Linked DNA regions of Homo sapiens: regions 2 and 3 are each linked to region 1. The links are chromatin contacts, found by Hi-C or POLR2A ChIA-PET in ENCODE. All regions are on one chromosome and are shown on one strand. Each heading gives the region's core, a stretch centred on a gene start or an enhancer-like site at or near the end of the contact. The rest is flanking DNA. Distances are from core to core; before and after follow the strand shown. Region 1 holds the start of MATR3 (matrin 3). Region 2 overlaps CXXC5 (CXXC finger protein 5). Region 3 overlaps SIL1 (SIL1 nucleotide exchange factor).

Evidence for each region. A loop is a pair of places that touch in the nucleus more often than their neighbours do. ChIA-PET counts read pairs that join two places held with the same protein, here RNA polymerase II (POLR2A). Pooled maps may share reads with other maps.
Region 2: a map with no recorded cell type shows a loop between it and region 1 (2.6-fold over the local background). The contact joins the enhancer-like site here to the promoter of MATR3 in region 1. A Hi-C loop is called at or near these places in 6 of 37 single-sample maps with no recorded cell type and 5 of 50 pooled maps. POLR2A ChIA-PET finds 5 or more read pairs at or near these places in 2 of 52 experiments (GM12878 and activated T-cell).
Region 3: a loop to region 1 is called in a pooled map, with 3 times the contacts of the local background. The contact joins the enhancer-like site here to the promoter of MATR3 in region 1. A Hi-C loop is called at or near these places in 1 of 50 pooled maps. POLR2A ChIA-PET finds 5 or more read pairs at or near these places in 2 of 52 experiments (Panc1 and activated CD8-positive, alpha-beta T cell).

What each region holds. Positions count from the first base shown.
Region 1 is chr5:139,291,896-139,295,234 of GRCh38, forward strand. It overlaps MATR3 (matrin 3), which reads left to right and starts at 1,845. Exons shown (of 15, transcript NM_018834.6): 1 at 1,845-1,910. It overlaps LOC124901081 (a long non-coding RNA gene), which reads right to left and starts at 1,662. Exons shown (of 4, transcript XR_007058956.1): 1 at 1,379-1,662. RefSeq lists enhancers at 1,917-2,620, 2,621-3,323.
Region 2 is chr5:139,662,812-139,666,150 of GRCh38, forward strand. All of the region lies in intron 1 of CXXC5 (CXXC finger protein 5), which reads left to right. Among named protein-coding and RNA genes, the nearest start is that of CXXC5-AS1, 15 kb to the left of the region's middle. Within about 2 kb of position 1,705, at least 19 of the 41 ENCODE cell types and tissues checked have a DNase peak (open chromatin) inside an H3K27ac peak, as active enhancers do; they include GM12878, where a contact is called at or near this core.
Region 3 is chr5:138,973,574-138,976,912 of GRCh38, forward strand. The region is part of intron 7 of SIL1 (SIL1 nucleotide exchange factor); the gene reads right to left. It overlaps LOC124901079 (a long non-coding RNA gene), which reads left to right. Exons shown (of 2, transcript XR_007058954.1): 2 at 1-2,366. Among named protein-coding and RNA genes, the nearest start is that of LRRTM2, 100 kb to the left of the region's middle. Within about 2 kb of position 1,683, at least 20 of the 41 ENCODE cell types and tissues checked have a DNase peak (open chromatin) inside an H3K27ac peak, as active enhancers do.

The sequences.
Region 1 (3,339 bases), core at 595-3,094:
GACTCCACTGACCAGCTTTTTCACTTTATTGAATTACATAACCTTTTTTTTTTTTTTTTTTTTTTTTTTGAGACAATGTCTGACTCTGTAGCCCAGGCTGGAGTGTGCAGTGGTGCACTAGGCTCACGGCAACCTCCGCCTCCGGCTCAAACGATCCTCAGCCCCGTCCTCCGTACCAGGTGAGTAGCTGGGACCACAGGCGTACACCACCACGCCCAGCTAACTTTGTGTTATTATTATTATTTTAGTAGAGACGGTGTTTCGCCACGATGCCCAGGCTGGTCTGGAACTCTTGAACTCAAGTGATCCACCCGCCAAGGCCTCCAAAAGTGGTGGGATTACAGGCGAGATCTACCGTGCCTCAAATCACATAACCTTTTAATGTCTCAGTTTTGTGATCTACCAAATGGTATCCCACAGTAGCCGCCTCTCAAGGTTATTGTAGGGTTATGTGTAAACTGCTTATTGCATTGCCCACCTTATAGAAAGCACTCCATATTATAATCATTAACTGTGCTGGAAAATTCCCAACTCTCCAGATGCGGAGTTCTGCAAGGATGGTTGGGGAGAGAGTTGCAGCCAGATTAGGTCTCCAAACAATTTACTTAAGCCTCTGAAGGCCGGAGCTCAAATCCCTCCAACCCGGGTACCTAACCAGTACCTCAGTCCCAAGAGTGTATTGCATTCAGTCAAATTCACCAAAAGGCGGCGGTGGTCTTTAGGAAGGAAAAGGCTCGCGGTCCTCCGCCTCAACGACCCTCCTGCACAGAATTCCTGATTTTAAAAACCAGCTGGCCACTTTGGGAGGCCGAGGCGGGCGGATCACAAGGTCAGGAGATCGAGAGCATCCTGGCTAACACGGTGAAACCCCCGCCTCTATTAAAAATGCAAAAAGAAATTAGCCAGGCGTCGTGGCGGGCGCCTGTAGTCCCAGCTACTCCGGAGGCTGAGGCAGGAGAATGGCGTGAACCCGGGAGGCGGAGTTTGCAGTGAGCCGAGATCGCGCCACTGCACTCCAGCCTGGGTGACAGAGTGAGACTCCGTCTCAAAACAAAAAACAAAACAAAAAAAACAGCTGGCTGGGCGTGTAGGCTCACGCCCTTAATCCAATGCTGAGAGGCGGAGGCGGGAGCACTGCTTGAGCCAAGGAGTTCCAGACCAGCCTAGGCAAAATAACGAGACACCATCTCTACGGAAAAAATAAAAATAAAAAAGTTAGCTGGCCATGGTGGTGCGAGCCTGTAGTCCCAGCTACTGGGGAGGCTGAGGTGGGAGGATCCCTTGAGGATAGGAGTTCGAGGCTGCAATGAGCCATGATAACGCCAGCGCACTCCAACCTGAGCAACACAGTTTATTTATGATAAATAAATAAACATACCTAAATAAAAACCAGCCAAAATGGTATCGTTTTCCCTTTGTGGCCCCAATATCTGGCGCTTTCCACCATTCCTTGGCAAACAGAACAACCAGAGAGCATAAAAGTCGAGTCTAAGCCAGGGACTCTCGCGAATCCCTTCTAAGGCATACCCTATTTAAACTTTGTATTATGCTATTCAGGAGGTTGACAAACAGCCTTTTCGGGAATGGGACTCGAACTCGTAAGCCACGTCTGTTCCTCCATTTCCCGCCTCAGCTGGATGACGGAGAGGGATCTCCGGGATTAAAGAACAACGACCGCAGGCGAGTGCACGAGCGAGGTGCGCGCGCTGAGTAGGGGGAGGGGCCTGGCGCGCGCCGAACCAGATCGAGGGGGTGGGGGCGAGCTCTCTCGCGAGAGTGGGTTTGTTCTTGGGCTGCAGCCGCTGCCGCCGCTTCTCGCCAGCGCCGTTGCTGCGGGGGATTGTGGGAGTCTCCGCGTCCCGCTCGCTGGGAGAGAGGTACCTCTCCTTTTCCCTCTCCCTTTCCCTAAGGTAGGCGTGAAGCGGGTAAGAGTCGGGGTCGGGTGGCTGGGGGTTCTCCGTGTCCGCCGGGAGGGGACAACGACGGCGACAGGGGCTGCGGGGAGCCGGCGGCGCGCCTTTCTTGCTCGCTCCCGCTCTGCCTCCCTCCGCGTTGCGTATGTGAGCCGCCTGATCGGCGGCCGCCATGTTAGGAGCGCAGTGGCGGCGCAACCAGCCTTCTAGGGCGGCGGAGGTGAGCGGTCCGGGAGGGAAACACGCGGCCGGCCAAGGGCCCAGGGTGCGGCGGGAGATTTTGGGTGAAGAGGTGCGCTGACCGGCCGAGCTTCCTGCGCGTCCTGGGCTCGTTGTGGGCGGGGGCGGGACGACTAGCCCGTTACACGCGGGCCGCGGCGCTGAGGGGGAGGGAGGAGCTCGCTCGAGGCCTGAGGGACAGACTGTACACTGGGGGCTTGCCGTTTGAGGAGGATGGTTAAGATATCTAAGTCCTTGGGTAGCGCCAGTGCCAAATAACCCGTTCGCCTTTTTTTCTCTGAAAATGTTCCCCCAAAATGGAGGATTTCGCAGACTCTGAAGAGCCTGCTTGTTTGAGCAGCGTTTCTTTCTTTTCCCGGTGTCTCGGCCTTCACGCCGCTCCTTGCCCATCGCCTCAGAGCGCCCCCTAAGACTCCCGGCCCACACGCGCGCGCGCGCGCGGCGTTAGCTGGACATCAGAAACAATTCCTCCCCGCCCCCCATCGCGTAAAAATGGCCGAAAAATGAAACGTTAACGCTTGTTTTTCGTACTGCGTCGTGGAACAAGCCGCCTGCAGTACAGTGCGAGGCGGGTGATTTGCACTTGTTTAGTCAAGTCACCTCACATCCTTTTTCTCTTTATCAAAATAGTATTAGTCCAGGTTCCTCCAGAGAGGATCGTGTGGTGTGGGACCTTCCGGTTTCCAGACAAAGGGTTTTGGAGTACCGTGGTGTAGTCGCCGCATCGTTCTTTGCATTTCGAGCTCTGTGCCATGTTCTGTGTTCGGCATTTACCGTGGATGAATATCCCCTAGGTGTTTATCCTGCTCTGTGGCCCTGTTCTGTGGAATATTCCTATTGGATCAGTTACAGTTTTTTAGCCAGATATTTCTAGAACGGTTATGGTGGTTCTGAAATGGCTAGTCTTTCGGGCGCGCTGGAATAATGTGAAGAATCGTTGATTTCGTAGGTAGGGGTCACGAGATTTTGTATTGGTACTGCGTTCTGTGTTTTAAACCTTGGCTTAAGATTTCTGAATAGTCGGTAAAATACATTTTTCTCCCAGGGAAATCTAAACAGTTGACTATGCGGACAAAAATGATGTTTCAGGCTATTTTAATAAATGTTTAAAATTTCCCTTTAAAAACATTTCTTTACTAATGGCTCAGTCATCTACGCAGTCTATCGACGTTTTTCACAGTATTGT
Region 2 (3,339 bases), core at 455-2,954, 370 kb after region 1:
GGGCCAGTCTGCTCACCTCTCTGACCTCATGTTTGTCACCTGTGAGATCGGTATGACTCTCATCTCTGTCTCAAAACCGCAGGACCTGAAGTAGATGGTGGGGTGTGTTGTCATCAGTTCTCATTATGTCACCTGGATCTCCAGGCGAGCATGCCCCTCCACCTGCTCCACTAGACCTGGCATTTTTCTGGGGGTGGCATCCCACAACAAGGGCTCCTTAATTAGAATGTCTTGGATTTAGCCTTCTCTAGGGCTGTTCTCAGATGGGGATGCTGAGGTACCTGAGTGAAGAGGCTGAGCTGGGGGCCAGGGGTTGGGGGAGGGATGGGAATGGGTTGGACCCAGGGCAAAGGAACCCATGGGTGTTGGGTGGAAAATCCTGGAGGCTTCCTAATATCAGAGGGAGCAGAGAGAGCCGACTGTAGTTTCAAGGCTTTCTCTGTCTCCCACCCCCTATGCTCACACAGCAAGGCTATATGTTAGACTTGAGCAGGGACTTCCAGGTGGCAAATGGAGCCTTTGCAGGGTGGCGAGAGGCTTGGGATGTGCCTTTGTGGCAGGGCTGTCAGGGCTGTGGGAGATCTAAGAAGAGCCGACATGAGCTGGCAGGGCTGAGGGCGAGGGAGGTAGGAGGAAAGGCTGTCTAGAAGTGTAGGTAGGCCTTCTTCCTTTGGGCAGAAGAGGAGATGCAAGCCTGGCCAGTGGGGTGCTACCCTCGTTGTAACCTTCAGGCTTCTACCACATGTCCATCCCCCCATGGTCCTGCAGGCTAGACGGGGAATGCTTTGTATTTGGGGCTGGGGAAACTGAGGCATGAAGGATTGCCTCAGAGCTCAAAAGCAAATGGTGAGAGAACCAGGGCCATGACCTGGGTTACCCAACACGCCTGGCCTGACTTGTCCGTGACGTTCACACTTATGCTGGCAGATGTGGACAGTAAAAACAACAACATGGCTATCCTTAGTTGAGCACCTACTGCATGTGGACGCTACACTGACCCCTTCACATAGGTCCTCTCCAGGACCTGACGAGGTGGGGGCTGTCAGCGGCTGCATTTCACTGGCTAGGGGTTGGGCTCAGCGAGGGTCAGCAACCTGTCTGAGGTCACCTAGGCTGGAGGCTGCAGAGCTAGGAGAGGAATCCTGACTCCAAAGCCCCACTTGGACCCTGGCATGGCCTGAGCCTGTGTCTCTGAGATGAGGGGCTCCCCTCGCCCCATTACACACAAGATGTGTAGTGTTCCTAGTTGAGCCAGCCCCCTCCCCCATGCCCAGCTCCTTAACTCTCCTAGGTCCCTCTGCTATCTCAAGGCACTTTCCAGGTTTGAACCTAAGAGCATTGGAACTGCTAACCTAACCCCTTAACTCCAGGGAGGAGGGTGGATGGGTGGGTGGGGGATCCCCTGAGGAGCAGATGGATGCCCCTTGGGGTTTCTGGGTTCTTCCTGCAGACAGGTTCTGGGAAACTCCATGGTTAGGCCTGTGGAAGCTGCCTCGGGGCCTGGTCAGGGTTGCGCACCTCCTCCACCCCCTCCCCAGGGGCTCCATTTCCCTCTCCTGGGCACCCTGCAGGGAGGAGTTGAGCAAGTGCCCTTGAGCTGGCACTTCCTCTTTGGTATACAGGGACATAGCCACAATGACCCCCCATCCCGTGGTCCGTGTGTCACTTAGCACCAGGCGCTGCATGGCCCTGGGTCAGGGCTCACTAAAGGTCACTTCATCGGGTTGACTTTACTAGAGGCTAGTCCCAGCCTCAGATCATTTCCCCTTTCTGGTCTCAGTTTCTTCATCTGTGAAATGACTGTGCGAGTCTGCCCTGCGTGCTCTCTGAGGCAGGGGTAAGTTCATTCCCCGCAGACAGACACACTTAGGAGCTTTGTGACTGGTGTTCCAGTCCCCCAGGCCCAGAGCTCCTGTAGCCCTGACACCTGCACAGGGGTCCAGGGGAAGAAGTGTGGGCTCTAGAGTTGGGCCAGCCTTCTTTTCAGCCTCACCTCCACTGTCCACACTTGCTTGACCTTGACCCACACCAGTGCCCCACTCAGCTCTGAGCCTCAGTGTCCTCATCTGCAAAATGGGAGAATCATGATGCCTACCTCTGTGGGTTGCTGTGACCATCAAACAAGATGATGTGGACAGAGCACATGGCACAGAACTGATAGAGTGTGGTGACAGCGGAGCCCTTCCCCCCAGACTATCCTCCTGGTCACTGTACCCCAGCCTTGGTCTTGAGGATTCTGGGAAGGAGATGGTGCCAATCTGCTGGCTCAGCCAGCTTGGCCACTGACCTTCAGAGCACCCAGGCTGTCAAGGCCGCCAACTGCCTGCTGGGCGGGCAGGGGGGAGTGCCAGCCAGCTCCTCGCCTGACGCTGCCCGCTCCTGCTCCCACTCTCCTCTCCCTCTCTGCGCCTGTGTGTGAGCTAATTAATCTCAGCCCCTTTGGGAAATTAGAACGCCGCAGCCGCGGCCTCCTCAGCCTCGCGGTGCTTGTGCTGCTACTGGGCCATGCCAAGACCCGCTGTGGTTTAGGGGCACCGGGGTGGGGGATGGGGGCACCGGGATGAGCTGGGCCGGCCATGGGTCTCCCAGAGCCCCCACCTCCTTGCTGGAATGCTCTGGTCTCTCAGCCCCCTCCTTTCCCAGATAGCATCCATAAGGATGCCAGGCCAGTGCCCAACTGTGGTAAAACCTAACCCCCAGTGGCCTCTCTGACCTGGTCCCAGGGCTGTTATGGCCACCCCCTTACACCACATTCCATCTCATTGCAGGGTCCTCTTGCCTGCCCAGCTTGGGCTGATGGAGACAGATGTAATTATGGAATTTTGCTTGGGAAATTAATTTGAAAAAGTTAATTAATTGGTGGTTCCGGAGGTGGCGGGCTCCACGCCCGGCCAGTCTTGCTGACGTCAGTGCTGACCCACTGGAGACGTGCAGCTTCCGGGCAAGCTGGGCAGAGGGACCCCGGTGACCTGGCTGGGCAGCCCTGGAACAGGTAGATGGACAGCGAGGAGCAAAGGGCAGACCAGTGTCCTGGCCCAGAGTGGGCACCTGGGAAGGGTTTGTTGACCAGACCTGCTGAGGATAAGAACCCGGCCACTTGTTTGTGTGTTCAACAAGCCGTTGTCAAGCTGCTATGGTACACTGACCCCAGTGTCTCAAGTGCCCCCAACCAAAAATAGACCAGTTCTTCCAAACCCCTTTTCTCAAGGAAAACCTCTAAACCTATTCTCAAAGGCTTTTTCAAAGGGCTCAAAGGACATTATCGGGCCAGTGTGCAGATGAAGCCACTGAGGCTCAGAGAGGGTGGGCCTTGCCCGGCTTCTCAGCAGTGTCCTCCAG
Region 3 (3,339 bases), core at 433-2,932, 320 kb before region 1:
GTTGCAGCTTCCTATGTAGCTGGGACTAGACATATGCCACTGCACCTGACTAAATTTTTTTTTAATATAGAGCTGAGGTCTCACTATGTTACCCTCAAACTTCTGGGCTCAAGTGATCTTCCCGCCTCCCAGAATGCTGGGACTACAAGTGTGAGCCACCGTGTCCAGCCTTGACTAATTTGTTGTTGTGATTGTAGAGACTAAGTCCCACTATGTTGCCCAGGCTGGTCTCAAACTCCAGGCTCAAGTGATCCTCCTGCCTCAGCCTCCCAAAGTTCTAGGACTACAGGCATGAGCCATCACGCCCGGCCCAGATTTTTATATCACATATTTAAAAATATATGTGCAATATAAATTTATATATAAATCTTTACCCATTTACTTTTTATATGAATGGATCACGCTTCTACACATGCTATTTTCAATGTAGAGACCCTACTCTCCAGAAAGAAGAGGCTCCTCAGGTCTCTCCGTGCACCCCTTGATATCAAATTGAGCAGCAAACAGAAGAGAACAGGGGTGGCTGGTCATATTTTAAAAGACTCCAGGATACACTAACATTCCAGAACCAAAAGCTAAATCCAAAGAGCTCCTCAGGAAAGCGTGAACTCGGCTGCAACGGGGTCTCTCTCTACAGGCCAGGGAGAGGGAAGGCAGCCTTTATAAACCGTTCCTCTTGGGCTCTCCTGCCTGTGGCTGTTAGCTTCACCTCCCCCAACTTGCCATCTGAGGGCCTTCATTCTTCACTGTCATGCCTGTCACCACCTCTGTCCTCCCCCTTTGGGCCTGCTCTACAGCCTCCGCACTGCTCTGAAACATCACCACTGGCAGGACTGTGCAACTGAGAACAACAGGAGATGACCTCACGGCCTTTACATTCTAATGCCAGCTCCCAATTACTTGTACTGTTGAATAATTGAAAGAGGAGAATAATCCACTCAGCTGATTTGGGAAGCCAGCCAGGCACACAGATTATCTCAGAGTGAATTATTCACACTAGGGATAATTGGGAGTTGCCCAAACTTCTATTTGTAGTTCAGGCATCACGTGGAAGAACATTCGGTATGGAAAGTATGAAAGCTGGAGAGGGAAGGAGCCCCTGTTTCCGGGCCTGGGTTTCCTTTATGTTGCTTGGGAAGTCAATGCTCCTCTCTCGGTCTCACTCAGAGTCGGTGAGCACAATGATGATGATGATATTAACATTAACAATATTTTAGTGACAGCTCTTGCTGTATTTCCTTACAATGTGCTGTGTTCTGTGCTATGAGCTTCATGTGTATCATCCTACATTATCTCATTTAATCCTCACATGAGTCTGTGAAGCACCACTGTCTTCTTCATCTCTGAGCTGAGGAAGCTGAGGCTTAGGTTAAGTAACTTGCCCAGAGATATACAGCAACAAGCTGTATGTCCATCCATAGACCAGGATCTTACTCAAGAAGTTCTTTTGCCACACACCTCTTACCTCTCCCACTTTTAAGAGTCTTCCTTACACAAGACATAAAACTGTAAAGGATAAAAACACCCCATTTTTAGTATAATACTGTCTACTCTCATCTTGAAATTACTGGATTTCAAGGTAAGAAAAATGGCTCCCTCCTCTGAAGGTTGGCAAGAAGCCTATAGGAAGGGGCTGGTCAGCTGGTCAATCCATTTCGAGAAATCCAGTGTCTGGAAGCACAAGCCACTGGCAGACTTCCAGAAGAGCTCAGCCTTCTCTCATGATCAAAGACTCAAAAATGAAACCACTGTCCTCCCCCTGACACGCCACCACTTCAGCCAAGAGGCAGCTACTGAGCTGGGCAGCTCAGCACCGTGAGGCCAGAGCATGGGGGAAGGGCATAGGCTCAGTGAGCTGCAAGGAACACCTGCCTCAGACAAGGGTCCATGAGGTGACTGACTGTCCCTGCATGTGTGGGGTCTCCTTCCACAGTGCCTAGGACAGAGTCCCCAGATACTAGGTGTGGTGCCAGTCTCCAGCACGGTCACCGGCGATCCCCACCAGCGATCCCAGCCTTTGTGTTGGTGCCTCCCACATTAACTATAGATGATCTATGTGACCAAAAGAATAAAGAGGAAGTGATGATGTCGAATTCTAAGGCTAGGCCACAAAAAGAACTGAAGTTTCCATCTTGCTGTCCTATGTTGTTCACTCTGGGGGAAGCCATGGGGAGACCTGCACAGCCCTGTGGAGAAACTCACAGAGAGAGAAACCGAGGCCTCTCACCAACAACTGGCACCAACCAGCCAGGCGTGTAAACTGGAAGCAGATTCTCATACCCAGTCAACACCCTGCCTACATTTCCAAATTCCTGACCCAAAGAAACAGAAAAATAATAAACTATTACTGTTGTTTTAACCCACTACATCTGAGAATAATTTGTTATACAACAACACATAGCTAATAAACTGGACAAGAGGGAAAAGAGCTGCTTCACAGCATTGTTTCCAGAAGTGTGACGTATCCATAGAAGAACCAAACCTGGTGTCAGGGCCAGAGGCCACCAAAGGCCCTGACTAAGCCCCTAAGGTCTTAGAACACTATATGAGAAAAAACAATGACCTTCACGGCCCAGATATTCCAGCCCTCCAGTCAAGGAAAAGCTTGCAGAAAATATTCACGATGCCCATACCTCTGCCTCCAGTCAGGATGACAATAACAACAATATTAGAAGCTACCATTACTGAATGCTTACTATGTGCCCGGTGCATGCTCAGTATTCTTATATTACCTCTCTTTTTTTTTTTTTTTTTTTTGAGGCGGAGTCTCACTCTGTCACCCAGACTGGAATGCAGTGGCACGATCTCAGCTTACTGCAACCTCTGCCTCCTGGGTTCAAGTGATTCTCCTGCTTCAGCCTCCCAAGTAGCTGGGATTACAGGCACGCGCCACCATACCTGGCTAATTTTTTGTATTTTTAGTAGAGACGGGGTTTTGCCATGTTGGCCAGGCTGGTCTCAAACCCCTGAGCTCAGGAGATCCACCCGCCTCAGCCTCCCAAAGTGCTAGGATTAACAGACTTGAGCCACCACGCAGGCCATTACCTCCCTTATTCTTCATTGCAATCCTCAGAGGAAGCACATAGTAGGGACTCAATAAATATTTGCTAAATGAGTAAATAAACCACCATTAGGAGTTCGTCTCTATAACTGATCTATGTCCTTTTGGTATAATTTCAACTTTCTATATTACGTATTACTTTAACGTTTGAAAAGCTTACACTGAGAATGTATTACTTAAATAGAGGAAACAATATATATGAAATTAAAAAAAAAATTTGTAGGGCAAGCAAAGCTCTAATCATTATGTGCCATCCATCACGTTTCCCAGAGAAGTGC